7 separate regions of the Homo sapiens genome follow, and regions 2, 3, 4, 5, 6 and 7 are each linked to region 1. Evidence: chromatin loops called from intact Hi-C (ENCODE). Cell type or tissue: heart right ventricle. All regions are shown on one strand. Region 1 overlaps ABLIM1 (actin binding LIM protein 1). Region 2 has its middle 35 kb from the start of FHIP2A. Region 3 has its middle 54 kb from the start of ABLIM1. Region 4 overlaps LOC101927692 (a long non-coding RNA gene). Region 5 has its middle 36 kb from the start of ABLIM1. Region 6 overlaps ABLIM1 (actin binding LIM protein 1). Region 7 overlaps ABLIM1 (actin binding LIM protein 1).

Region 1 (4,000 bases):
CTGATTATCGACTGCTTCATTCTGTTAGGGAAGTTGGGTATTAAAAAGAAACCAGAAGACTGTAAATTGGTGCAACCTTTCTGGAAAGCAACTTCAACAACTACAGACATTCCACATCAATGTACCTGAGAGAATGAAAGCAAGCACGTGTCAAGTTGGCCACGTGTTCCAAGCTGATCAGACAGAACACACACAGAATAAAGCCATGTCCTGGCAAGTCCACTTAGTGGCCAGGTTTGGACCAAGACAGAGTCCACTTGGTACACAAAGTGATGAAACAACCCCCTCTTCTGACCACATCCGTGACTGCCACTGCTTTTTCCTAATGACGCTTCTAGCCCAACTTTAATTCTCTGACCATCCAGAAAACCTTGAGACCCAATCGCTGACCTGGTCCTGCTTCTTGACAACACTTAACCTAGAACTGCTTCTAATCCTTTGAATCCTCTTTAAAATTACCTAGCACGTGGGCTGGGTGCGGTGGCACACACCTGTAATCCCAGAACTTTGGGAGGCCGAGGCGGATGGATCACCTGAGGTCATGAGTTCAAGACCAGCCTGACTAATGTGGTGAAACCCTGTCTCTACAAAATACAAAAAATTAGCCGGGCATGGTGGTGCACGCCTGTAATCCCAGCTACTCAGGAGGCTGAGGCAGGAGAATTGCTTGAACCTGGGAGGCAGAGGTGCAGTGAGCTGAGATCATGCCATTGCACTCCAGCCTGGGCAACAAGAACGAAGCTCCGTCTCAATAAATAAAGTAATTAAATAAATAAATAAAATTACCCAGCATAAGCCCAAATGCTGTGAAAACTCCTCCAAACTGCACCCAGAGTGGGCTCACAGTTCCTCTGGCTTCCCTCTTGCTGCAGCTAGTTTAACCCGTTCTTTTTCTTTTTTTTTAATGACAGGTGTATTTCTGGCGATCTTGGACAGTGGGTGTTCACATAACCTTGAGATCCAGTAATTATTTTATGTCTAAGATTTTATTCTACAAATATATTTGCAAAAGCACATATGTGCATGCATATGTTCCCTACAGCATTTCTCTAATAACAAAAACTGGAAATAGGCTATATGGACCATCAGTGAAGGGCCAGTTAAATAAATTATAGTATAGTTGATAATGGAATACTATGGGCTGTTCAAAAGAACGAGGCAGATTTGTGCTCTGGCATGGAAAGATGTTCAAAATAGATCAAGTAAAAAAAGCAGGCCATAGAACAGTAAGCATAGCATAAGCTCATTCATAAAAAAGTAGTAAAGAAAATGGTGTGTGTGTCCTAGTCCCAGAATAGAACATTTCTGGGGGAAAACATTAAAAATTCTTAAGAAACTTCCCTCTCTGGAGGAGGACTTTACTGTTTAACTTCACATCCTCTGTGTTGTTTGAATTTTTAAACCATGATAATGTAAAAAATTTGACTATTTATAAAATTTAAAAATATAAGTTCTGAATATTGCAAATTAGAATTTCTTAATGTATGGCCCATTATCTAGTACACATATGAGTGTGTATTAGATGGTCATATGCATATGAGTGTATATTAGATGGTCATAAAAGATTAAGCATTTTTTTAAAAGCTGGGGTTTATATGAATTCCAACATCTGACCAAAATTTTTATAAAAGGAATCTCACATCTGGTAGTTTACTATAAAGATAAAAATGGAAGGCCACGATATTAGTTTAAAAATATAATTTTTAAAGTTTAGGAGCACAGTATGGATGTAAGAAAACTGATAGTTTTTTTTAAAAAAAAGACTACTTTTAGAGCAGGTGTAGGTTCACAGCAAAATTGAGCAGAAGGTACGGAGATTTCTGATACAACCCCAGTCCCTCCCCGTGCACAGCCTCCCCCATTAGCAACATCCCCCACCAGAGTGGAACCATTGTTATAATTGATGAACTGACACTGACACATCATGATAGCCCAGAGTCCACAGCTTACATTAGGGTTCAGTCTTGATGTTGGACATTCTGAGTTTGGACAAAGGTAGTAATGACATGTACCCGCTCTTATAGTATCATACAGAGTAGTGTCACTACCCTAAAAACTCTCTGTACCCCATCTATTCATCCCTCCCTCCTCCTAACTCCTGGAAACCACTGATCTTTTCACTGTCTACATAGTTTTGCCTTTTCCAGGATGAAATGGACAATTTTTTAATCCAAGTCTAACTGAAATTTTTCTTTATTCTTCTAATTACATAATTCCCACTAGGTGGCAGCAAAGATTTTAATAATAAGGAAGATGCTGTTCAATAGAATTTTTAAAAGAGAAAATCAACTTTCAGAGATGGCTTTTCATTTCTACAAATGACAATGGATGGGCTCAGGGAGGTTGACAGAGCTGTTTGCAGTCTCTCTGCTGCACCAAAAGTGAGGTCCAGGGAGGTGGATGGTGTGGGGAAGGTAGGAGCAGCATGGGCATTGGTGTCAGGAAGACTCGGGCAAGTTACTCTCTCCGAACCCTCATTTCTTCATCTGTAAAATGCGGACAACAGCCATTGCCTAGGCTGCTATCAGGAAGAAAAGAGATCATGCACTGTAAAGTGTTTTGCATAATACAATGCTTGGTACATGTGAGCCACTCAATAGACTCCCTTTTTCCTCGGTTAGGAGCAGTTAGGTCTTGGGCTCTTTACAACCACCTCAGTGCCCAGACATCCCAGAGCTATGAAATAAGCAAAGACACAATTTGAAAATAAAGACCACTGTTAGGGGATAGAAAGTCTTGAGGGCTTGGCCTGCAGCCAATCAGAGGCTGAAGCGGAGTTACACTCTATACAAATGAAGGACTGGCCCACGGCCAATCAGAGGCTGAAGCGGAGTTACACTCTATACAAATGAAGGACTGGCCCATGGCCAATCAGAGGCTGAAGTGGAGTTACACTCTATATAAATGAAGGACTGGCCCAGGGCCAATCAGAGGCTGAAGTGGAAACTTGACCTGCAAACAATCAGAGACTGAAGTGAAAGATTGGCCCATGACCAACCAGAGGCTGAAGTTTTCCTTTTGATTTAATTCTAAGAAGTCAACTTCAGATTCGCCTTAGGCTCCCAGTCTCTAGACCCTATTTTCCTGCCTCACCACTATGATCATTCTGCACTGAGGGCTTTCTAGAATCAGGTACCACGTGAGGGCTTTGTAAACATGGTACCATTTAGTTTTCACAATCATTCTAGTCAAAGTGCCTTGCAGACTGGAAGCTCTCTGACTTCACAGGTGGTATCTATACCATTGAGCTCCTCCATGCCCTGCACGGTGCCTCATGGGGGACAGCCACTCTACATGTTTTATAGAAAAATATTCACTGAATGCTTACCAGCCAGCTGGTAAGGTTGGGCTGCAAATAAAGGCTAAGGTTAGGCCTCCTTCCTGCCAATCCCTATGATACACATCAAGCAAATCAACAAAGAGCACCTCCTAGATAAGGGAATACCAGCCCACGTGAGAATCCTGACCCGAAGTATTCTGGTATATTTCACAGAGCCTACCCACTCCTGTCTGGACAAAGCCATGGTCTTCACTCAAGCCTGACACTGTGCTGGAGAGAGTGGAAAAGATGCAGAGACAAAAGATTCATGCTGGATTGCTCACTCCTTCCACGCTCACTCCAACTAAGCTCTTTCATAAAGAACAAAATGTCCTACTCTGTATCTTCATGTTTTTCAGCTGTTGAGAAAATTGTTTCCAAATCACTGAAGCAGCTGCTGATAAATATAGAAAGCTGGTGATTGGCATTGGAATTATTGCCAACGTCAGAAGTAGGTGAATATGCAGTGGCATCGAGGAAATAAAACCCATGAGGAACTTGCCAGTGTCCTACCCAGGAAAAATAATGACCTAACATGGAAAAAAAAAAAAAAAAAGAGAAAAGCCTGACCTTAAACACTTGACCCTGAGCCCTTCACTCTTGGCATCAAAAGCCAGAAAAAAGCAGGGATTTGGCTACTCACGTCCAGGTTAAATTAACATCCATCTACATAGCCGCTTC
Region 2 (4,000 bases), 240 kb after region 1:
AAAGTTTATTTTTCAGATTAATATTTAAACTTCCATCCTATTTTACAGTTTATAAATCAACACACATTAAAATATCTGTGAACTAAAACACCTAAAGGTGCTACCTTCGAAACTCATGTTCATAGATTCTAACTCCTAGGTGGCTTCTCAACATCAGATGTGGGAAGGCACTGTGTCCTGTGTTTTGTGTAGTACTGAGTACACTGTCACAGCTCAAAAGACAATGAATAATGGTATGAAGTGATGTAACTTTCTTTTAAAAGATTGAAGTCTCTTGTATTGAAATTCAAAAGGAATTATAGTTATTCTTTTTAGAATCCAGTATGTAATAATGGAATAAGTTACTTAAAGACTTTATTGGATCTCATGGGGATGTTTTTTTCCTTTGGCTTTGTAAGAAAACAAATCTGTGATAAGAATAGCATTCTTAGTATAATGGGTAGGGGGGCATGGGTGTAGATGAAATAGATAATTGAGGTCCTATTTTTACATAATTCTATATTATTCATGTATAAATACAACTATAAGGTTACAATTATCTTTTTGGATTATAATTTTATATTATTATAATAGTTTTGAGTGAATATAAAATCTCATACTAATGGAAACAGTTTTTGTTTGTTTGTTTGTTTTGTTTTTGTTTTGAGACCGATTCTCGCTCTGTTGCCCAGGCTAGAGTGCAGTGGCACGATCTCAGCTCACTGCAACCTCCACCTCTTGGGTTCAAGCCATTCTCCTGCCTCAGCTTTGCGAGTAGCTGGGATTACAGGTGCATGCCACCACACCCGGCTGATTTTTGTATTTTTAGTAGAGATGAGGTTTCACCGTGTTGGCCAGGCTGGACTTGAACTCCTAATCTCAGGTGATCCACCCGCCTTAGCCTCCCAAAGTGCTGGGATTACAGGCATGAGCCACCGCACCTGGCCAGAAATAGTTTTATAAGAGTATCAATATAATTATTTCTTTTTATTCTTAATACCTGCATCTAGCAGAATTACATTCAGTTTTTTAAAAGAGATTTATTGCTATTTGAAAAAGAGAGAAAAGTAAATTATTTGCAGATCATTTAATTGTCTACTGGAAAATCCAAGAGTATTTATGGTAATACTATTTGAACTAACAGAGTATGGTCTGAAACAAAAACATACAAAAATCAATAGCTACTTACACAGCAAAAGTAGTCTGTTAGAAAATATGAGGGGAAAAGACCCCATTTACAATATCATGAAAAGCTACAAAATACCTCAAAATATCCATAAAGTATAAAAGCACTGTACTTCACTAGAATGAGCTATCTAGATTTGAATATTCGATAGTAAGTTGTATAAAAGATGAGGACTGAATTATATTTAGTTTTGAGCACCTTCAAATTTATTTTTATTTTATGTAAACATTTATATAATTTTAAGAGCCTTATTAATAGATGGATTAAACAGTATTAAACTTGTACAGCACAATATTAAACACATTTGTCATAGGTCTCTTGAAATTATTTGATAAGACTGCCACCTACAGGTGGCAAGAAAAGCAGAGGGGCACTGAAATGTATTTACCACTGACCATGTATCATCATCAGGCATTACATTAAGAAATCTGGTTGGCCAGGCTGGTCTCCAGCTCCTAACCGCGAGTGATCCGCCAGCCTCCGCCTCCCGAGGTGCCGGGATTGCAGATGGAGTCTCCTTCACTCAGTGCTCAATGGTGCCCAGGCTGGAGTGCAGTGGCGTGATCTCGGCTCGCTACAACATCCACCTCCCAGCAGCCTGCCTTGGCCTCCCAAAGTGTGGAGATTGCAGCCTCTGCCCGGCGGCCACCCCGTCTGGGAAGTGAGGAGCGTCTCTGCCTGGCCGCCCATCGTCTGGGATGTGAGGAGCCCCTCTGCCTGGCTGCCCAGTCTGGAAAGTGAGGAGCGTCTCTGCCCAGCCGCCATCCCATCTAGGAAGTGAGGAGCGCCTCTTCCCTGCCGCCATCCCATCTAGGAAGTGAGGAGCGTCTCTGCCCGGCTGCCCATCGTCTGAGATGTGGGGAGCGCCTCTGCCCTGTCGCCCCGTCCGGGATGTGAGGAGCGTCTCTGCCCGGCCGCCCCGTCTGAGAAGTGAGGAGACCCTCTGCCTGGCAACCGCCCTGTCTGAGAAGCGAGGAGCCTCTCCGCCTGGCAACCGCCCTGTCTGAGAAGTGAGGAGCCTCTCTGCCCAGCAGCCGCCCCGTCTGAGAAGTGAGGAGCCCCTCCGCCCGGCAGCCACCCCGTCTGGGAAGTGAGGAGCGTCTCCACCCGGCAGCCACCCCGTCCGGGAGGGAGATGGGGGGGTCAGCCCCCCGCCCGGCCAGCCGCCCCATCCGGGAGGTGAGGGGCGCCTCTGCCCAGCCGCCCCTACTGGGAAGTGAGGAGCCCCTCTGCCCGGCCAGCCGCCCTGTCCGGGAGGGAGGTGTGGGGGTCAGCCCCCCGCCCGGCCAGCCACCCCGTCCGGGAGGGAGGTGGGGGGTCAGCCCCCCGCCCGGCCAGCCGCCCCGTCCGGGAGGTGAGGGGTGCCTCTGCCCGGCCGCCCCTACTGGGAAGTGAGGAGCCCCTCTGCCCGGCCAGCCACCCCGTCCGGGAGGGAGGTGGGGGGGTCAGCCCCCCGCCCGGCCAGCCGCCCCGTCCGGGAGGTGAGGGGAGCCTCTGCCCTGCCGCCCCTACTGGGAAGTGAGGAGCCCCTCTGCCCGGCCACGACCCCGTCTGGGAGGTTTACCCAACAGCTCATTGAGAACGGGCCATGATGACAATGGCAGTTTTGTGGAATAGAAAGGGGGGAAAGGTGGGGAAAAGATTGAGAAATCGGATGGTTGCCGTGTCTGTGTAGAAAGAGGTAGACATGGGAGACTTTTCATTTTGTTCTGTACTAAGAAAAATTCTTCTGCCTTGGGATCCTGTTGATCTGTGACCTTACCCCCAACCCTGTGCTCTCTGAAACATGTGCTGTGTCCACTCAGGGTTAAATGGATTAAGGGCGGTGCAAGATGTGCTTTGTTAAACAGACACTTGAAGGCAGCATGCTCGTTAAGAGTCATCACCACTCCCTAATCTCAAGTACCCAGGGACACAAACACTGCGGAAGGCTGCAGGGTCCTCTGCCTAGGAAAACCAGAGACCTTTGTTCACTTGTTTATCTGCTGACCTTCCCTCCACTATTGTCCTGTGACCCTGCCAAATCCCCCTCTGCGAGAAACACCCAAGAATGATCAATAAAAAAATAAAAAAAAAAAAAATAAATAAATAAATAAATAACTCAACCCAAGTTACACAGCTAGTAGCAGAGCTGTGAGTCAACTCCAAAAAAAAAAAAAAAGAAAGAAATCTAGTAGGGACTGGGCAAGGAGGCTCACGCCTGTAATCCCAGCACTTTTGGAAGCTGAGGGGGACGGATCACCTGAGGTCAGGAGTTTGAGACCAGCCTGACCAATATGGTGAAACCCCGTCTCTACTAAAAATACAAAAATTAGCTGGGCGTGGTGGCGTGTGCCTGTAATCCCAGCTACTACAAAGGCTGAGGCAGGAGAATCGCTAGAACCTGGGAGGTGGAGGTTGCAGTGAGCCGAGATTGCCCCACCGCACTCCAGCCTGGGTGACAGAGTGGGACTCCGTCTCAAAAAACAAACAAACAAACAAACAAAACAAAACAAAACCTCATAGGCTTGCCAGATAAAATACAGGAGGCTCACGTAAAGTTGAATTTCAGTTAACAACTAATACTTCTTAGGTAAGTATGTACCAAATATTGCATAGAATACACCAGTACCAAAAAATTATTCATTGTTTATCTGAAATTCAAATTTAACTGGGCATTCTGTAGTTTTATTTGCTAAATCTGGCAACCCTTAAAAATGAAGATAATGGCCAGGCACAGTGACTCATGCCTGTAATCCCAGCCCTTTGGGAGGCCGAGGTGGGCGGATCACGAGGTCAGGAGCTCAAAACCAGCCTGGTCAATATGGTGAAACCCCACCTCTACTAAAAATACAA
Region 3 (4,000 bases), 160 kb after region 1:
ACTCCCACCATGTGCACACATGTGTACACACACATATTTACTTGGGCAAGAGTTGTCATGCAACTAAAATCTCCTATTCTTTGAAGTAAATGGTTACTCAGGTCCAAGATTTCCACTGGACTTGCTATCCACTTCTTTTACAGCTCAACTGCCCAACAGATCCAGAGTTAGAGTGACTCAGTAGGGCTTTGGCAACTATCAGAATTGTATTACAGTGCAATCTTTACCAGCCTCGGCAACATGGTGAAATCCCATTGTATTAATCTGTTCTCACACTGCTAATAAAGACATACCCAAAATTGGGTAATTTTAAAGGAAAGAGGTTTAATTGACTCACAGTTCGATAGGGCTAGGGAAGCCTCACAATCATGGCAGAAAAGCAAGGGATATCTTACATGGTGGCAGGCAAGACAGAATGAGAGACAAGCAAAAGGGGAAACCCCTTATAAAACCATCAGATCTCATGAGACTTATTCACTACCACGAGAACAGTATGGGAGAAACCATCCCCATATTAAATTATCTCCCACCAGGTTCCTCCCACAACATGTGCAAATTATGGGAGCTACAATTCAAGATGAGATTTGGGTGGGAACGCAGCCAAACCATATCACCCATCTCTACTAAAAACATAAAAATTAAACAGGCTTAGTGGCTTGCACTTGTAGTCCCAGCTACTTGGGAGCTGGGGTGGGAGGATTGCTTGAGCACAGGAGGTCAAGGCTGCAATGAGCCATGATGGTGCCACTGCACTCCAGCCTGGGCGACAGAGCCCACTGTGTCTCAAAAAATAAATAAAAATAAAATAAAGCAATCTTCACAGAACACATATTTTGGCTTTCCAGAAAGAAACACAAGGGACCATATTTGCACACTAAGTATTTGTGTTCCATTCGATCAGTAGAAAAGGCAAGGCTTTGGAGCATTTGCTTATCCCTCACGCATTCCAAAATCCCAAAGACATCTGATGGGTTCCACTCAAAGATGACCTATAAGCTCATGCCGGTTTATATGTGGGCCTAAGAAGGCCACTCCATGACTAGGACAATGTTCAGGATATTCCTACTCTTTTGAAGAATCTGTTGTCCCTGTATGTCTTCTGTTTCTGTCTGAAGATCTATGTTTTCCCCTATCAATCACAAGAACAAAAGTAGCAAAAGTCATCTTATTTCTGGTTGTTACACGTAAGGAACGGAATGGCTTCTGCTTTCCAGGCTCCCATTAGAAATTGTGTTTCACTAGGGGTTTGCATCATTTTCTTTTGCCATTTGTCTGCAGTCATCCCACTTCAACTTACCAAGAGCCCTCCTGTTGCTATACAATGGCTTTTATAGGGTACTGGGTATGTCTCAGAGCCTCTTCATCCATAACCTTCCCTTGTCTTTTGATGTTCAGTTTCCATGGTGACAGTGTTAAGACCATTGAGAAGCCAACTGTAAAGCTTATGATAGACCCAAATCTCACAGTCACAGACACCACTCTAACACCAGGCGTGCCAGCCCCCACGCTAAACCTGCATATCAGCCAGAGTCTTGGCAGGTGACAGATGTTACAATCAAACTGGAGAACTTGAAAAAGGTTTAACAAAGGGGATATTTACAAAGGTGTGGTCAGGGTTCAGGTAAACCCACAAGGGGCATGCACTACCCTGAGCCAGCAACAGTGGGGAGCTGTTGCTTACCCCTAGGCCTAAAGAGGCAAGGGGTGGAGTCGATGCTAGAACCTGAAGTGAGTAGCTGAGTGGAGAGGGAGGGGGGCTTGTCAGGACCTGTGGCCTTTCATAGACAGACAACCAACAGTGACCTGGTAGAGAAGGAGTCCAGGGAATAAATACCCCAACCACACTCTCCTCCCACCCTCAGATATCCTGCTAAGTGCCCCCCGCACCAACTGGGCCCAACTTGAAGCAGAAGTCAAGGGAGCCGTTGCTGTAGCCATCGGGGTTAGTCTCTAGGAGCACAGCAGGGCAAAGGGTGGAGAATGGAATCGGAGGAGCATGTGGAAAATATTCAGCATATCCTGCCTGGGGGTCTCCAGGGTGACAGGGAAAAGATTTTCATTACAAAGTACATTAATGGCTGGGCTCGGTGACTCACACCTGTAATCCCAGCACGTTGGGAGGCCAAGGTGGTTGGATCATTTGAGGTCTGGAGTTCAAGACCAGTCTGGCCAACATGGTGAAACCTGATCTCTACTGAAAATACAAAAATTAGCCAGGCATGGTGGTGGGCACCTGTAATCCTAGCTACTCGTGAGGCTGAGGCAGGAGAATCACTTGAACCCGGGAGGCAGGGGCTGCAATGAGCCGAGATCACGCCACTGCACTCCAGCCTGGGTGACAGAGCGAGACTCCGTCTCGAAAAAAAAAAAAAAAAAAAAAAAAGTACATGAATGCTATAATTAAAAGCCATAGTAGTTCCTTCATAAGACCTGAAAATTACAATATAGAGATAAAAGATGGTTTTCAAGCCAACATAATAAATGCATAAGAAGAAATTTAGGAACAAAAAAGACAACAGCCTATTATGGGCTACCCTCAGTTACATTAGCTGTATTTATCCAAGGTCACCTCCTATTTACCCAGCTCCCCGAAGCCATGCTGGCTTTCTTGGTTTGGTTTTCCTCTTCGTTGTCACCATATTGTGAGACATGCCTGCTAAGTGGATGGAAGAATTAGATGACAGTCTGAGGCTACTAGTGAAAACTTTCAGTGGTATATAGAACAACTCTGGTACAAAATGATCTATGACACGGGAATATTTGGAGTTTCTTCAAGTAATGTTGAACCTGCTCAGCAAAACTGTCAATGATTTTCTATAATTACTTCTTATTGATTACAAATAAAACCGTAGGGCAATGGATTGCCCCGACTTAGAGCTCCATCCATTAATGAAACACGCATCTTCATGGCCAGGCACAGTGGCTCACACATGTAGTCCTAGCTACTCAGGAGGACAAGATGGGAGGATCCCTTGAGCCCAGGAGTTCAAAGTTGCAGTAGCTATGATCATACTACTATACTCCAGCCTGACAGACAGAGCAAGACCCTGTCTCTTAAAAAAAGGAAAGAATATACATATTCTTGCCCGGTTATTTCTATAACATAGCTGGGCAGAATATGTTGATACGTGGTTCATGATTTAACAAGGAAGAGAGGAGCAGCTAAAGAGACATTATCCTGGTATGAGAAAATGCCTGGGAAGAAGGAATTCAATTGCTACTGTATTGTCCTCTTCCTAGAGCACATGGGTTATTTACCAAGGAAGCAGAAGAGCAGGAGGGAGGTCTTTGCTCTGGAACCAGGATAAATGGAATGGCAAAGATCCCACTTCTCATAAAATCCTTGCATTTAAGGGGAGCTATGTCCCTAAGAGACAGTGGAGCTGGGGTGGCAAATAGCATAGTTTTTAAGTTCACAGTAGTAAGATCCAACAATAAACTATACAACCCAGAGAAATCAAAACCAAGTGCAAGATGAAGAGAAAGGGAAAATCAAAAACAGGGATAGTCCGGAAGCTATCCCTCAGTGTTTTTCTTACCCAGTGAAGGGAATAAAAAGGCTTCTAACCTACCATTTCCTACCACTGGTATTTACTTAGAGAAAGCATAACATTTTCATTTGTGTTGGTCTTTTTTTAGTAGCACTAAAGAACTTTCAGGGAGTTACGGGCTGCTCCCCATTTCAATCAGCCAATTTCATTCAGTAGGATTGTTTCCCATCAGGAGGCAGCCTTAAAGAACACTTCACTCCTTTCGGTTACAGAATAATAAAAACAGTGAGGAATTCACATACATCTTTCTCTAAATGCAAACAATAGTAAGAGCTAAATATCACAGTTGTAGAGAACATCGTGCCTCCTCACTCAAAAAATTTACACAACAGATTGAATGGCAACGAAGAGGGAACCAAGTGAGACAAAAACGGGAAGCTGACTCCAACCCTGTCTGTGTTAACTGCATTCTGTACTGGGAAGGTGTTGAATTCACAGGGTCTACACAC
Region 4 (4,000 bases), 220 kb after region 1:
AATATTCTATTATTCCTACCATAATCTACAAGCCTAGATATTAGAAATAAGTAGAGATCATTTTAAAAATCAAGAGCATTTATCTTTTCAAGGATCTAAAGGACTTCCTATTGATAAGTTAGGTACTTAAGTAGACACATTAAGCTTCTGGTCCTATAAGCTTATTTCCCCTTTCAGGAGTACAGACAAGAGCAGATGACTGAATTGAAACACCATAGTGAAGCCCACAGTTTTGAAATCTTTTAAAAAATTAATGACAAAAATATACACATTTCTAGACAAACTCAACTCCGTAACTACTAAGCACTCTACTAATCTTTTAGAATTTTTTTTCAAATTCACATAAATAAAAGTGCTGCATAAAAAGATACGTAAAATCCTCAGTCTTTGGTAATGTCTAGGAAATTCTGGTTCTCAACACTGAAATAGGAAGAAAAAACTAGGAATATCAAATTAACAACATCTAGTATCAGCGGCCTTGTTTTCCACACTTTGTCATTACCAAATGCCTACCAAGATGTTTCTAAATGTATTGGAAATTCCAAGTTACTTATCAAGGCTATTTCCTTTCAATGCCATGTCTAAGCCATTCTCTCTCTCTTCTTAGCAAATCAATGATTGTGATGTCTATTACAATATTTGAAGGACTAATAACAGAAGTAGTAAAACAAAGTGGATGTGATCAGAATCAGACAGATTTGGGTAGAAATCAGGATCTGCCATTTACCAAGCTTAGCTCAGGCAAATTTTATAATCTCTCAAAACCTCAATTCCTTCATCTGTAAAATGGGGAGGTAATAACAATAGCTACTTGATTGAGTCATTGTGAGGATTAAATAATGTAACACATGTAAAGTACCTGACACCTAATAAACATACAATAACTGATATTTATTATTATAGATATTTTTCCCTCTACAAGATTAGTCAGACTTCAAACTGTTAAATGCAAGATGACCAACATGAAGTTTGAAGGGGAAATAAGACAACTGAATGAAATGTCTATAGCTGACTCCAAACCATCCTGCTTGAAACTGGGTTGAAGAAGAAATGTTTGAGAACTCAGTCCCATTCCAGGGCTTAGAGCCCCTTAGAATCTCTGGGGCCATCTTCATTTCACATCCTCAGATAAACCCGAGACCCTGGAATAGGAGGGGCCAGAGACTAAATGAAATTGTGTGACGGCCTAACAAACTTGATGCTTCCTAGGGCATACCGAGATTCCACATAGTTACTTGGCCCCTACAGTGTGCAAGGTTCTGCACTAACAGGTTTGGGTGCTGTAAAGCTGAATCAGAAGTGGACTCTGACCTCAGAGAGATTTACAACTTATAAGAGATATTCTCCATATGTTCCTTGTGGTACTTAGGACAGCGGTCAGCACTCAAAGCCTCAGTCTAAGAACATAGTTCAGAGATTGTTATGACTCCATCCATATACACACCAAGTCCCTTATGGTGTTATCTGTTCCATGCTCTTTTTTCGTTCTCTAATATACGTGAATAATTAGGCATGAATAGGCAGGTAGTATCTCAGAGCCCTATGTCACCTCTGCATCCTGGTATCTACAATATAAATTCTGTCATTCCACCAAGTCCTTTCCACCCCATTTCTAGGTACAGATCCAACCAACCATATCGCCAAAGCAATCATCAACAAAGATCAGAGTGCTTGAAAAGGAATTAAAACACTCTGGATAGAGATTACTCTATTCATTATATGCCCCAGGATGAACTCTGAAAAGCAGCGCTTAATTATCCAACACGTTATCAAATTCCTAAACTCCTTCCAAAAAGCAGGATTAAAGCTTCGGAGTTTAAAATAAAAAATAAAAAAACAACTCCGCAACTCCTCTTACAGGTTGCCTTCAGGGTATCAAAAGGGGTGGCACTTACTGCTTTGCAAATACACTTTCTAAAAATAATCAATATTTTCTTTAAATGCTTACGGCAAAGCAACCAATTCACTTCATTTTAATTGCTCGCAAGCTGCAGAATGACTTGATCTCTTTAATATTTCACTCATACTAGCAGCCACTGAGCTATGACTAACCCACTCTCCCCAGCATCGTCGCTGGCTCCAGATGGCAAGAAATACATTCCCTTTATTCTTGCCTGAAAAGCAATTCTGATTTTTTTTTCTTCCACCCATTTCACCTGCAGTAATTGTTTTACTCCAGAAAGAAAATGGGTGGGGAGTGGAAGGGGAGATTCATGCAGAGGGGAGTACAGGTGGGGAATTTACTTTTTTTTTTTTTAATGGGGTGTAAGCACTGCAGCTTTAAATCGTGCTGCCTCAAGCCCTGGATTTCTTCCATAGCCGAGCTGCAAAATGGTAACTAGAAAGGAGGAAAAAATACCTCTTCCTCCCTCCTGGCCAGCCCTTCCACAGCTCCCGGCAGGGCAGCCAGCGCGAGCCCATCCCCCACGCCTCCCAGCCCAGACGCGCGGCGGGCACAGGTGAGCGGGGCGCCGACTTTGGCCCTTAGGCTCGCCCACATCCGGGGATCAAGGTCAAGGGCGAGGGCTTCCTTCCCCTGCCCCCGGCCCCCGGCAGCCCCGAGCCCGGGGATCCGCTGCCAAAGTTTCAGGCCGGGCTGGGGCCGGCGCGGCTGTCGCAGCCCCCCCGCCCTCCCGCACCTGTTCGGCCCGCCGGGGTCAGTGGACGGTGCCCACCTGGTCCCCACTCACCTCTGGCGGACATGGTGCAGGCAGCGGGAGCCGGAGCTGGAAGGCGTTGGACAGCCCCGCAGGGCGCGGGGAAGAAGGCAGCCCCGGAGCGCCCGCCCGGCCCCGGCCCCCTCCGGCTCCCGGTGCGGGGACGCCGCCCGCAGGACACCTGGCCGCCCGCTCCGCGCAGCAAGGCCGACGGGCGGGGACGCAGCGGCCGCAGGGACCCGCCGGGCGCGGCAGCGCTGACACCCGCGGCCGCGCTGGGCGGGGCGCGCCTCCCCCGCCCCGAGCCGCCGGGGCCCACCCGGGTCCAGCAGCCGCTCTGCCGCGGCGCCGGGCGGGGCTCTGTCCCCGAGGAACGAGGGTCTGCGTCCTCCCCTCTCCCCGCCCGTCTTCTTAATAAGAAGAAAAATAACGTGGGTGCTCCGAATGGCTCTCCAGCTCTCTGGTCCCAGAGAGAGAAAGCAAGAAAGGGCCGTTCGTTCCTTCCCCTAAGTGATGCCCTTGACAGGAGAGCGAAGACCACGGTCGCCTGAGGGGGCTCAGCCCGCAGTCCACACGCGGGGACCGACCCACCAGCCCCTCCGAGTCGGCCAGGCTCTCGGAAAGCCTATGGGCGGGGTGGGATGGGGCGGGACTTTTCCTCCAGCGACCCTCGAGTCAGCGGGGGGCGTCAGGGTCCCCCCACCCAGCACCCGGTCTTGAGCCAACAGACACTCAAGGGAGGTCTGTGCATACACTTGATTTACTGCATCAACTCTGAAGAGTCGGGGCTGGGCCGGGCTGGTGACCACTCTGAACAAATCCCCTTTTTCTATATGTCAGGATAAAAAGGAGAAAATACAACAAAAACCTCTTAGTGCCCTGGAGGTTTATCAACTAGCGCTTGATGCTAATAAGCAACATAATAAAAAGCCACCAGATCTAGAAATTCTAACTAAAAAGGTGGGATTCCACTCTCACGCCCTGTCCTCTCTTCCTCTGTGCACTCTCAAAACAGATGTTCTATGGCCGGGTGTGGTGGCTCACTCATGTAATCCCAGCACTTTGGGAGGCTGAGGTGGACGGATCACTTGAGGTCAGGAGTTCAAAACCAGCTTGGCCAACATGGTGAAACACTGTCTTCAATGAAAAAAAAAAAAAAAAAAAAAAAAGCAAATTAGCAGGCCTTGGTGACCGGTGCTTGTAATCCCAGCTACTCGGGAGGTTGAGGTATGAGAATCGCTTGAGGTGGAGGATGCAGTGAGCCGAGATCACGGCACTGCACTCCAGCCTGGGTGACAGAGCAAGACTCCATCGAGATAAGAAAGAAAGAAAAAGAAAGAAAG
Region 5 (4,000 bases), 140 kb after region 1:
CCTGGCCAATATGGTGAAACCTCGTCTCTACTAAAAATAAAAAAATTAGCCGGGCGTGGTGGCGGGTACCTGTAGTCCCAGCTATTCAGGAGGCTGAGGCAGGAGAATTGCTTGAACCCGGGAGACAGAGATTGCAGTGAGCTGAGGTGGTGCCACTGCATTCCTGCCTGGGCAACAGAGCAAGACTCCATCTCACACACACACAAAAAAAATGCATTTAAACCTTGCAAAATAAATAAGTCAACACCAAGGACACCTTGCTGAATCATTTTAGGGTTTATAATAACCAGCCACTGGAGTTAGAAACAAAACTGCCTTTAGCAAATACTCCTCCCTAACACTGGCTTTCTGAAACCCCATGTTTTATTCCTTTGAGTGCACAGGCACAGTGTGGAGGCTAAAGGGAGGCTTCCTATTATCTAGGCCAGCTGTTTTCTAGCTAACAGAAGAAGGAGGCTGTGTTGGGATCGGTGAGGGATGCAGCGCGGGGAAGGCAGAGAGTTGGTTCTGGGTCCGACTTCCACCAAAGAAAATTCAGCTCTTATGCTTTATTTTCTGGGCTTCCAGGTGAGCCTTCATCTGAAGAAAGGGTTCCATAGCTAAAAATAAACACACATGTTGAAAAATCCCCAACCTACCCAATCCTTTCATTTTAAAAAGGAGGAAAATGAAGGCCTGTGAGTGTAAGTGACTACAGCAAGTGAGAGAATGAGTAGCCAAGGCAGGAGTGGACCAGCCACAGGCTCTGAGCAACATGCTCTCATGCGTGCACTCTCTCCAGATCGCCAAGTACATTGCCCCTACAGGACGTGTCCCTGTCATCCATCATAGGGTTCAGGTCTATCCCCTGCAGCTCTTCCTCGCACAGCGCACAGCCATATAAGCGCAGGCTTGCAGGTAGGGTGTTGTTGCTGATATAATTTTAAGCGTTTTTTCTTTCTTTCTTTTTATTTCTTTTTTTTTTTCTTTCAGAAACAGGGTCTTGCTCTGTCACTCAGGCTGGAGTGCAGTTGCATGATCATAGCTCACTGTAACCTTGAACTCCCAGGCTCAAGTGATCCTCCCACCTCAGCCTCCCAAACAGCTAGGACACAGGCACATGCTACCATGCCTGGCTGATTTTAAAAAAACTTTTTTTTTTTTTTTTGTAGAGATTGGGTTATTGCTGTGTTGCTCAGGCTGGTCTCGAGCTCCTGGCCTCAAGCCATCCTCCCGCCTTGCCCTCCCAAAGTGCTGGGATTACAGGCATCAGCCACCATGCCCAGTCTATTTTAATCATTTTTAAAGTACTAGACACAGAGGCCACAGGCAGAATAGTAGCAAAAGCCCTGCCTATGTAAGATGAAAAATAAAAATATTCTGAAGTTTTCAGAAGTCAGTACTCCAGAAGTAAATCAATAGAAAATAATATTCGGTTGATAAAAATTGAATTTATACTCAAATTGTGAAAGAAGCAGGTGGAAAGGATGTGAACACACCCTACAGGATCTGTCTGCTGGCTGTGACCTTCATTCTTACAGCCTTCACTCATAAGGTAGCAAACCACAGCTGAGCTGTGTGGGTTCTGGCCCGGGTGCCACTCTGAGAAAACATCACGGACTTCCTAGACTCTGCAGTCACTTGGGGTTGCATTCTGGATGAATGCCACAGTTGCTGGCTCCTGGAAGGGAGGCTCTACATTTTCTAAAATGTGACAAAAACCTAAAGGGGCATAACAAAAACTGGTAAGGGGGGTGCACTATGCCAGCTATCCCTGGGGATTCTCATTTACAAAAGGGCTCCTTTAAATAAACTCTTAAAATAGTCCTGGTTTACCACTCACTAGTTGGGTGATTTAGCAAGTTATTTTATCTATACGTATCTCCATATTCTCACCTGTAAGATGGGGATAATTATGATACCTACCTCATGGGATGTTGTGAAAATTTAAGGAAACAGTTCCTGATTCCTGACAAATATTAGTCATTATTGTTATTATTCTTTAAACAAGAAAAAAAAAGACATTAAGTACTAAATAGAGAGGCCAGGGGCAGGAAAGTAGCAAGAGCTGGGGAATTTGACATGAAAAGTCAAAATGAAATGTTTCTGAAGCTTAATGTAAGTTGATAGACAATAATAATTGGTTGATAAAAAGTGGAACTTACAGATTGGGATCATAGCTAGCTCTACCATCTTCTCTGGGACCTCGCCGCTCAAAACCCGGACATTGAGCCGCAGCAGCGCCCTCACCTGGGAACTTCTTAGAAATGCAGAATGTCAGCACCCAACCCGGACTCTCCAGGTACTGAATCAGAATTCGCATTTCAACAAGATTTCCGGGGAATTTATGTGCATGTTACAGTTAGAGGAAGCCTGCTTGATGGTATGTACTGAGAGTTTAGCATGTAGGTCAAAGGAACAAGACCTCATTCTCTAGTTACATCTCCATACATTATCCTAAATCTTACACTGCTTTCCATTAGCTAAATGGTCAACTAACCATCTGTTAAGCAGATGCCCCTTTAAGGGACAGCATAATACTTAAGTATCTAAAGCAACTAACTCACCTTTTGTTAGTAATTTCAATAATTTTAAAATATCATCATCAAGTGCTAACATTTATAGAGCCCTTAAAACATGCAGGAATCAACATAAGGTGCTCTCCATATGTTCTCATTTAATACTCACACCCCCCACTGGAGTAACCATTACTATCCCCATTTTATAGAGGAGAGAACTGAGGCTCAGAGAGGCTACATCATTTTCTCAAGACCAAATTAAATGGGGGAAAGAAGGCCTTTTTGAAATCCATTCTCTTTCTACAAATTCAAACCCCACTCCCACAACATCAAAATAATGTATCTGTGCACTGGGGAGCAGCAATAATTATCCCCCTTTTCAGATAAGGAAAACTGAGACACAGAGAGCCAATGAATTATACAAAGTCACTGACCTGAAACTTAGGTTAGAACTGGGTCCATTACAATTCAACAACTTTTTCAAATTAAAGAATTCTGCTGCTAGAAATGGCAATGATAATGCAATGGCATTGGAGACAATGCCATGGCATTTTATTTCTGTTGGAAATAAAACACATCCAACAGAAAGAAGGATTTCCATGTATGAAGCTTTGTACAACCAAACCAAGGCACCTCAAATTTTGATCTCTGATCGTAAGAGATTATGAGGATGTCAGTTTCTTTGGGAAAACAGAGTTTCCAGACTCTTATTGCCATCGCCCCATCAATGTGGCAACTGATGCTTATCCACACATCTCAGCTAGCATCCTACATGACATTACTTCTGCATGCCTGTGAAATTCTCCTAACTACAGCCTCCCTGATTTCCTCACTAGGTCTTTACCCAAGTTTGATATCCAAATAGTTTAGAACTTGGCAAGATGAGTCAAAAATCTTTCCTTGATAGCCCCAGTGTCTATGGAAAATCAGAGACACAGGTTTTAGGATCCAGTGATGAGGGCTCCTTGCCCAGGCTCCACCCAGGGAATGCCTCCCTCCTCCATCCCTGGAGAGGGCAGCAGGGAACAAAGCAGGATTTCTTGGCTAAAAATGCTATATTAGTTGCTAAGATGACAACAACAAAATACCACAGGCTATAGAAGTCCAAGACCAAAATGATGGCAGGTTTTGTTTCTTCTAAGCCCTCTCTTCTTGCTTGCAGATGACAGCCCTCTTGCTGTGACCTCACATGGATGAGCTTCATTGCACAGATGTGTCTGGTCTCTCTGTCTCTGTGCCCAGATTTCCTCTTCTTATAAGGACACCATTTGATATGGTTTGGCTGTGTTCCCACCCAAATCTCATCTTGAATTGTAGCTCCCATAATTCTCATGTGTTGTGGGAGGGACACAGTGGGAAATAATTGAATCATGGGGCAGTTTCCCCCATACTGTTCTCATGGTAGTGAATAAGTCTCATGGGATCTGATGGTTTTATAAGGGGTTTCTCCTTTTGCTTGGCTCTCATTCTCTCTTGCCTGCCACCATGTAAGACATGCCTTT
Region 6 (4,000 bases), 59 kb after region 1:
GGGATCCTGGATGGGATCCCAGAACAGAGAAAGAACATTAGGTAAAAACTACGGAAATCTGAATAGTGTGGACTTTAGTTCATAACAGTGTGCCAATACGGTCCAGTAATTATAACAAGTGTGTTACACCAACGCAAAATGTTACTAACAGGGGAAACCAAGTGTTGAGTATACAGGAAATACCTGTATTATCTTCTCAATTTTTTTTATTCACCTAAAATGGTTTTAAGAAAATAAAGCTTATAGGCCGGGCACCTTGGCTCATGCCTGTAATCCCAGAATTCTGGGAGGCCAAGGTGCGTGGATCATTTGAGGTCAGGAGTTCAAGACCAGCCTGGCCAACATGGTAAGACCCACCTCTACTAAAAATACAAAAATTAGCTGGGCATGGTGGCATGTGCCTGTAGTCCCAGCTACTTGGCAGGCTGAGGCAGGAGAATTGTTTGAACCCAGGAGGTGGAGGTTGCAGTGAGGCGCGATTGCACCATTGCACTCCAGCCTGGGAGACAAGAACAAAAGTCTGTCACCAAAATAAATAAATAAATAAGATGGCCGGGGGCAGTGGCTCATGCCTGTAATCCCAGCACTTTGGGAGGCCGAGGCGGGCGGATCACCTGAGGTTGGGAGTTCGTGATCAGCCTGACCAACATAGAGAAACCCTGTCTCTACTGAAAATACAAAATTAGCTGGGCGTGGTGGCGTATGCCTGTAATCCCAGCTACTCGGGAGGCTGAGGCAGGAGAATCACTTGAACCTGGGAGGCGGAGGTTGTGGTGAGCCGAGATCGTGCCATTGCACTCCATCCTGGGCAACAAGAGTAAAACTCTGTCTCAAAAAATAAATAAATAAACAAACAAACAAACAAAATAAAGCTTATTTTAAAAAGAAAAACAAAGGCTGGGCACGGTGGCTCACACCTGTAATCTCAGCACCTTGGGCGGCCAAGGCGGGTGGATCAACTGAGGTCAGGAGTTCCAGACAAGCCTGGTCAACATGGCAAAACCCTGTCTCTACTAAAAATGCAAAAATTAGCTGGGTGTGGTGGCAGGTGCCTGTTATCCCAGCTACTCAGGAGGCTGAGACAGGAGAATCGCTTGAACACAGGAGATGGAGGGTGCAGTGAGCCGAGATCGTGCCACTGTACTCTAGCCTGGGTGAGACTCTGCCTCAAAAAAAAAAAAAAGTTCCAAATAGCTCTCTCAGTCCCAAATCATCAAGCCTAAAGTTCTCTACCTAACTTCAGAGATCTTCAATAACATGGCTCATGTCAGCTTTTTAGGTGTTTAAGAAACAACTACCTCTGCTGAGTACTTATCCCTGTGCTAAGTGATGTGATCACAGACAGTCTGACTTTGCAGACCAAGCACTAAAATACTCTACTATTTATTTGTATTAATTTAGAAATCTCCCTTGAGCAAGGCCTTCTGACCACTTTCTGGTCTAGCATCTTCATTCTCGCCAGTGCCTTCACTCCCACTGTAACCTCACTTGCTGTGGTTTCTCTTCTCCCCATCTGTCTAAATCAAACTTGACCCATACGGCATAGCCCAGGTCCTGGCGCTTCTCTGAAGCTTTCATGCTGGCTTAGATTGAGAAAATATTTCCTTCTCCTCCATGTCCTCCAGCACTGAATATCTGTACCATCACCAATGTTTCTCTTGGTTTGTGTTTCTTTTGCTTTTATTTCATAATCCTGGCCCTACAAAACTGCAAGCTCAATGGTCAGTTCCTCCAAATGTCTGAAATAGTTCTGATATTGATTTCAAATATCAAATAGCCTGAGTTGTCATCTCTATACTTCTCAGTTCAATGTTTGGATTAGGGAAAATAGGGTTATCCCTAATAACACTATAGGGACATCTCCCATGCGAAGGTCCAGGGTCCTGAACTTCTGACATTTGCAAGAAATCACTCCAGAACACTACTATATTATTATAACAAGTAAAATGCACTGAATACTTAATGATGTTCCAGGCACTATAACAATTAATTGCTACTCACAATCAAAATAACTGCGTCACAATTGCCGTAGGAGGGACTGTTGCACAATTCCTGTTTTGCAGAGGAGGAAACCAAGGCTAAGAAGAGTTAAAAACCTTGTCCAAAAAGGTACAGCTAAGAAGAAACAGTCTTACTTTGGCCACATTTGGAAGCACTGTGTAAGGGATTTCCACAGGAAAAGATTATCTAGCATAGAAGGAAATCAAGCTAGTCTAATGTCCTCACTAGGCCCTGGGTGTATGGCTCAGAACTGGTGAATGCCCACCTGCGTCATCATTCCAAAAGCAACACCTGCTAGTCAATACGCAGATGAGGAACAATGCTTGAAGTACAAACAGAAATTCTTCCAGGCTGCAGCCATTTATGGGAGAAGAACATGTACAGAGTCAGGGTGAGATAGCAAGGAAACACGACACACCATTGGGAGGACCCTCTCGGCCACCTCCAGCCTGAGCAGAGGCCAGGATTGGAAATCTCTCTCTGGTTGAGACTGGTCTGGATTTGCAATCCTAAGATGCTCCTCTGTATGGTAAGGTTGACTTCTGCTTAAAGACAGGAGTCCTATTCTCATGGCAGTCTACGTTTGAGAGAGACTGCTTCATTACCTAGAATATTTTCTCTGCTTCTACCCCATTGGTTCCTACTGAATTGTAAACACATATCACAGAGATGTGCGCTCTCCCACCTCCTACTCCCTTTCTTTGTGCTAGACCGGCACTAGTATGGAGCCCAGAAAACAAGAAACTCAACAGTTTAAATAAATGCATAGAGTGCTTAATTTGCAGTTTACCTAAAGGCCCATTTCCTGCTGTGGCAAGTGGCAGCTACTTGAAGCTACATACACAGTTACCCAGTCATTAGTTGTCCAAAATGATCCTTCTCTTAAACTGGCTTCCACGACCTCATTTTCTTATACCATGTGAGTTCGGTAAACAGAATTATTAGTTGGCACAAACACTCCCGGGGGATGGGCAGTACAATGGTGGGCTTCCCTGCCACTTGTGGCTTTCACCAGTTAAGATACCCTGATACTGGCCGGGTGCGGTGGCTCATGTCTGTAATCCCAGCACTTTGGGAGGCCCAGGCAGGCAGATCACGAGGTCAGGAGTTAGAGACCAGCCTGGCCAACATAGTGAAACCCTGTCTCTACCAAAAATACAAAAGATTAGCCAGGTGTGGTGGCACACACCTGTTATTCCAGCTACTCAGGAGGCTGGGGCAGAAGAACCACTTGAACCTGGGAGGTGGAGGTTGCAGTGAGCTGAGATCGTGCCACCACACTCCAGCCTGGGGACAGAGCAAGACTCCATCTCAAAAAAAAAAAAAAAATAGATACCCTGATACTTGGCTGGGCATGGTAGCTCATGCCTGTAATCCCAACATTTTGGGAGGCCAAGGCGGGTGGATCACCTGATGTCGGGAGTCCGAGAACAGCCTGGCCAACATGGCAAAACCCCTTCTCTACTAAAAATACAAAAGTTAGCCAGGCATGATGGCAGGTGCCTGTACTCTAGATGGCAGCTACTCGAGAGGCTGAGGCAGGAGAATTGCTTGAACCCAGGAGGCAGAGGTTGCTGAGCTGAGATCACACGACTACACACTAGCCTGGGTGACAGGTGAGACTCTGCCTAGAAAAAAAAAAAAAAGATACTCTGATACTTCTGATACTTGATTTGCCTTTTCCGTGGCTACGTGATAGGTCCTTGCTATTCCTCCAAACATAAAAGACGCTGTCAGCAACCGTCAGCTGGACTCCTGATTATAGAAACAGCTTCTGCTCAAATCCAGTTAATCTGATTCCCCCAAGGCAAAGAGGTACTAGGATTATCATAATTCAGCCAGGAAATTTCCTCCTTATAAATCACTTGGCGCACTTGCCCTGATGTGCTGCACCTGCCTTCTCTATGTGAAGGTTAAGCTCAGAAAGGGATTTTAAAATTGGCTTGGTGCCTTTTCCTCCTCCTCCTAAAAGCATGACTCCTTTGACACACTCTTTGAC
Region 7 (4,000 bases), 72 kb after region 1:
TGTATTTTTAGTAGAGACGGGGTTTCACCATGTTGCCCAGGCTGGTCTTGAACTCCTGACCTCAAGTGATCCGCCCACCTCAGCCTCCCAAAGTGTTGGAATTACAGGCATGAGCCACTGTGCCTGGCCACACACAATATTTTTTAAAGAGAAAGTGAAATCATTTGCCAATATTTAAACATCTGGAGATTTTACATAAAAATCCCTATTTCCAGCTGCTCTTGAAAACTGCAAGGCCTGGCAACTTGACCTGCATCCCTCCGTGGAACCTAGGATGAAGGACAAAGTAACTCTTCCCTTTAGGGAGGGCCATGCTCTGTAGTTTGCCCCAGGCTCCACTCAGGTCACCTGCCTGATTCTCGGGGCATCCATACGTCTGACCCCAGTTCTAATCATCCTTAGCTCAATGTGACCCACAAAACCCCCCTACTTACCTCTCCTTATGTCCATTGCTGTATGATGTGGCCAAAATGCTAAACTGAGCTGCTTGCATCTCCTCAGACAGGAGGCATACTTTATTGCTTCTGTTTTACCCACTTGAGTCCCTTTCTCGCCATCCTCTTTTTATCCACTATTGCATTCCTGTTCATCCTTCAAAGCCCAATCTTCCATGACCATCCAATAGCATTCATCACTTTCTGTCCTGCAGTCCCATATTACTTTCATAGTTCCCCTTTGAGTACATTTCACATTGTATCATAATGACTTATCTATGTGTGTCTGTTTCTTGCTAGAAAGTGAGTGCTTTCAGGTCAAGAACTGCATTTTATGTGTTGCTATATCTAGATGGCTTATCTCATATTAGAGTCTAAAAAAAATTTCCCAAATAAGAATAACCATCTCCCCGACCCATACACCTCATTCATTCACTTATTAGTTCATTCAACATTCACTGAGTGCTTACTATGGAGCAGACACTGTGTAATGAATATAGGTTGAATCAAACACCATCCCCAACATTAAGAAACCTACAGAACTCCTCAAATACCAATCTTAAATGCCCCCTTTTCCATAAAGCCTTTTCTGATTCCCTTGGGACTATAGCTCTTCCTTCCTTAGAACCCCCATAGAAGATTGTTCACCCCCATTCTATCACCTGGTGTCCCCTCCATTTTGCATTCTCCATCAGCATCCCTCTCAACACCTGCTAACCCATTCATCCACTAAATGTAGGATCTTTCCAGTGTGTCGAGTTATTCTCGAAGTGCCTCACAGATAAGAGACCTCAAGAAAATTGTAATGTGATCAGGCCGCTACTAGAAGCCCTTCGCTATGGCTCATTGCTATTTCTGAGTTTTAGGCTAGGACCTCTACACATGCCAGAAGTGGTAGCATTTTCCAGGTAAGCAGGGACAGAGGGGCATCCAATCCTTCTTTAGTGCTCAGCATAACTGGGCTCTCGTCCTGCGGACTCCAATCCCCATCAGTCCTAAAACTGCTCCTTGATGGCCATTCAGAAGGTGTCCCTCAAGTGGCACATGGCAGCAGTCCAGTAGACACCCACCTAGCTCATGTGTCACTATGAGATGGTCCATGGACCCAGGCACCCATAGCCCCTATCATTTTTCCAGGAAGGGAGTACTCAGCCTTCTCTCCCATTCCCCATCAGATACTCCAATGAGGAACAACCTTGCCACCTTTTCCTATCATCCACTTTTCTTTTTCTTTTTTTTTTTTTTTTTGAGACAGGGTCTCACTCTATTGCCCGGGCTGGAGTGCAATGGCACGTTCATGGCTCATCGCATCCTCGACCTCCAGGCTCAGATGATCCTCCCACCACTGCAGCCTCTTAAGTAGCTGGGACTACAGGCACACACCACCATGCATGGCTAAATTTTTGTCGGGGGATGGGGGGAATTTTGTTTTTTGGAGAGACAGGGTCTCACACTTCCGAGCTCAAGTGATCTGCCTGCTTTAGCCTCCCAAATTGCTGGTATTATAGGTATAAGCCACTGTGCCTGACCCACTTTTCTTAATTCTTCTTAAACTTTTCCCTTCTCATGTTTCAAATAGAGAACAACAGAAATAAACAGAAGAAAAAATACAGACTACTAGAACATAGACAGAATGCAGTTGACTCTTGAACAACACGGGTTTGAACTGCACAGATCCCCTTGCACACAGATTTTCTTCTACCTCTGCCACCCCTGAGACAGCAAGACCAAACCCTCCTCTTCTTCCTTCTCCTCACCTGCTCAGCATAAAGACAAGGAGGATAAAGGCCTTTATGATGATCTACTTCCACCAAATGAACAGTAAATATTGTACAGTGGTAGTAAATGAAACACTCCAAGCCTAAACAACATATTTCAATTCCTCAAAGATTAAAGAGGGAGTGGTAGCCTTTGTGAGCCAAGATAGCTGATTAACTCTTTTCCCTTTTTTTCGTTTGTTTTCTGAGACAAGGTCTGGCTCTATTGCTCAGGCTGGAGTGCATGGCGATCTCAGCTCACTGCAACCTCTGCCTCCTAGGCTCAAGCCATCCTCCCACCTCAGCTTCCTGAGTAGCTGAGACTACAGGCATGCATCACCATGCCTGGCTAATTTTTGTATTGTTAATGAACTTTTACCCAAAAATTCCAAATAGCTCTATGATTCCAGGTAAACATGCTCATCTAAGTCTTGGAAACATAGGAGTGATGCCTGCAGAATATGCACACCTGTGCCTTCATTCTGAATTAATGTTGCCTTCTCCAAGTCACGCTGAGCCCCAACTCGCCCCCATGAAAAAGTAACTTAAACTTCCTGCCAACCTTTGCTCCCAGTATCATATACTGACAGCAGTTTCTTGGCCACTGGGATCTCACAGGTCTGCTTCATTATGAAACATGGCTTTGTTTCATCCTGCTGGAGAGCCAGAGTGACAGTGATGTTCTTTACCTTCTTTTTGCCATCTGTGCATGGTGAGCCAGATGATATTTGCAAAAGGGAATGAAGAAGCTACTTCTATAAAAATTTTGACTTACCCACCTGTAGGGCTGGTCATTTTACCCACAGAAACGACAGATTACCTGCACAGTGTCAAAATGTGGTCCCTGAATCAAGAACATCAACATTATCTGGGAAGTGTTAGAAATGCAAAATCTCAGGCCTTCTCCCAGACCTACTGAATCAGAAACTCTGAGGGCAGGGCCCAGAAATCTGTGTTTTCACAAGCCTTCCAGATGATTCTGATCCCAGTTGAAATTTGAGAAGCACTGTCCTAGACAGTAATTTCCTTAGAAGTATTAAAAAAGCCAGGATCTTCATAGTTAAATGCAAGTATTCAAACAAGCCAGCCTGTTTGATTGCAACAGGGACACACAAACTCACCCCTGTTCCACCCCCAGGGGACACTGGACCATAATAACATTAATTATGTCAGTCTGAGCACAAATACAATGTTTCAGAGAAAAGAGGTCATGCATAACAAATTTTCGCTCTCCCCACTGTTAACAAAATTTGCCCTTGAATACACAGCTCCTGCCAGTTTGGGATAAACATACCTCTCGGTATGAGTCACCATCAGACAAACACACAATGAAATAGGAAGCTGGGCTGGTTTTTACTGTGGTGCACCCAGATCAAACTCAACCACAATGGGAAGAAATCCTGCACCACTCACTGATCACTGAACCTTCTGAAAAGTTCTCTGGCTCTTTAATGCTGGCTCAGGAAAACACTCAGCACTTTGACTTTGGCATAGGAGAAGCCAACAATACCAGGATCCTCTTTCTTGACCCCTAGGGCTGTGAATGCGATGGCAAAGAGGGCCACCTCCTCAAAATGAATCAAATGCCAAGATATGCTTCTTGGTGGGGTGAGTCTCTTGCAGTACATCTTCTGCAGGAATTTGGAAAAGTCAATTTGTCGTTCTTTAAAAGAAACTCTCTGTGATGCAACACAAGTTGTTCATCCTTCCTGGTCATTTGGCCTGGCATGGGAAAGGCAAGAAGCAATACCACCTCCAAAGTCTGACAGTAGCTAACAGTAGATGAGGCCCAACCTCCATTTCAGATGC

Evidence for each region. A loop is a pair of places that touch in the nucleus more often than their neighbours do. Peaks named below come from ENCODE experiments on the same cell type or tissue, not always from the same donor. Only the 100,000 strongest peaks of a DNase experiment are listed, where the experiment ranks them.
Region 2: it touches region 1 in a loop (5-fold over the local background); 97 of 110 quality-filtered maps call a loop at or near these places.
Region 3: it touches region 1 in a loop (4-fold over the local background); 61 of 110 quality-filtered maps call a loop at or near these places.
Region 4: it touches region 1 in a loop (4-fold over the local background); 12 of 110 quality-filtered maps call a loop at or near these places.
Region 5: a loop joins it to region 1, with 3 times the contacts of the local background. A loop is called at or near these places in 85 of 110 quality-filtered maps.
Region 6: a loop joins it to region 1, with 2.0 times the contacts of the local background. A loop is called at or near these places in 15 of 110 quality-filtered maps.
Region 7: a loop joins it to region 1, with 2.2 times the contacts of the local background. A loop is called at or near these places in 32 of 110 quality-filtered maps.

Annotation. Positions count from the first base shown.
Region 1 is chr10:114,548,634-114,552,633 of GRCh38, forward strand. All of the region lies in intron 4 of ABLIM1 (actin binding LIM protein 1), which reads right to left. Among named protein-coding and RNA genes, the nearest start is that of ABLIM1, 110 kb to the right of the region's middle. In heart right ventricle, CTCF peaks have their summits at 289, 491 and 2,225 (motif pointing right); DNase peaks (open chromatin) are centred at 278 and 2,868; H3K4me3 peaks cover 1,501 bases; H3K27ac peaks cover 4,000 bases.
Region 2 is chr10:114,785,103-114,789,102 of GRCh38, forward strand. It overlaps a transcript of ABLIM1 not described here. Among named protein-coding and RNA genes, the nearest start is that of FHIP2A, 35 kb to the right of the region's middle. In heart right ventricle, a CTCF peak has its summit at 1,509 (motif pointing left); no DNase peak of the experiment used is centred here.
Region 3 is chr10:114,709,995-114,713,994 of GRCh38, forward strand. It overlaps a transcript of ABLIM1 not described here. Among named protein-coding and RNA genes, the nearest start is that of ABLIM1, 54 kb to the left of the region's middle. RefSeq lists an enhancer at 1,770-2,269. In heart right ventricle, a CTCF peak has its summit at 1,669; no DNase peak of the experiment used is centred here; H3K27ac peaks cover 4,000 bases.
Region 4 is chr10:114,765,371-114,769,370 of GRCh38, forward strand. All of the region lies in intron 1 of LOC101927692 (a long non-coding RNA gene), which reads left to right. It also overlaps a transcript of ABLIM1 not described here. Among named protein-coding and RNA genes, the nearest start is that of FHIP2A, 54 kb to the right of the region's middle. In heart right ventricle, no CTCF peak of the experiment used is centred here; a DNase peak (open chromatin) is centred at 2,443; H3K4me3 peaks cover 2,984 bases; H3K27ac peaks cover 3,319 bases.
Region 5 is chr10:114,692,696-114,696,695 of GRCh38, forward strand. It overlaps a transcript of ABLIM1 not described here. Among named protein-coding and RNA genes, the nearest start is that of ABLIM1, 36 kb to the left of the region's middle. In heart right ventricle, CTCF peaks have their summits at 2,230 (motif pointing left) and 3,487 (motif pointing right); no DNase peak of the experiment used is centred here; H3K27ac peaks cover 4,000 bases.
Region 6 is chr10:114,607,838-114,611,837 of GRCh38, forward strand. All of the region lies in intron 1 of ABLIM1 (actin binding LIM protein 1), which reads right to left. Among named protein-coding and RNA genes, the nearest start is that of ABLIM1, 48 kb to the right of the region's middle. In heart right ventricle, no CTCF peak of the experiment used is centred here; a DNase peak (open chromatin) is centred at 2,317; H3K27ac peaks cover 4,000 bases.
Region 7 is chr10:114,620,583-114,624,582 of GRCh38, forward strand. All of the region lies in intron 1 of ABLIM1 (actin binding LIM protein 1), which reads right to left. Among named protein-coding and RNA genes, the nearest start is that of ABLIM1, 36 kb to the right of the region's middle. In heart right ventricle, no CTCF peak of the experiment used is centred here; no DNase peak of the experiment used is centred here; H3K27ac peaks cover 3,820 bases.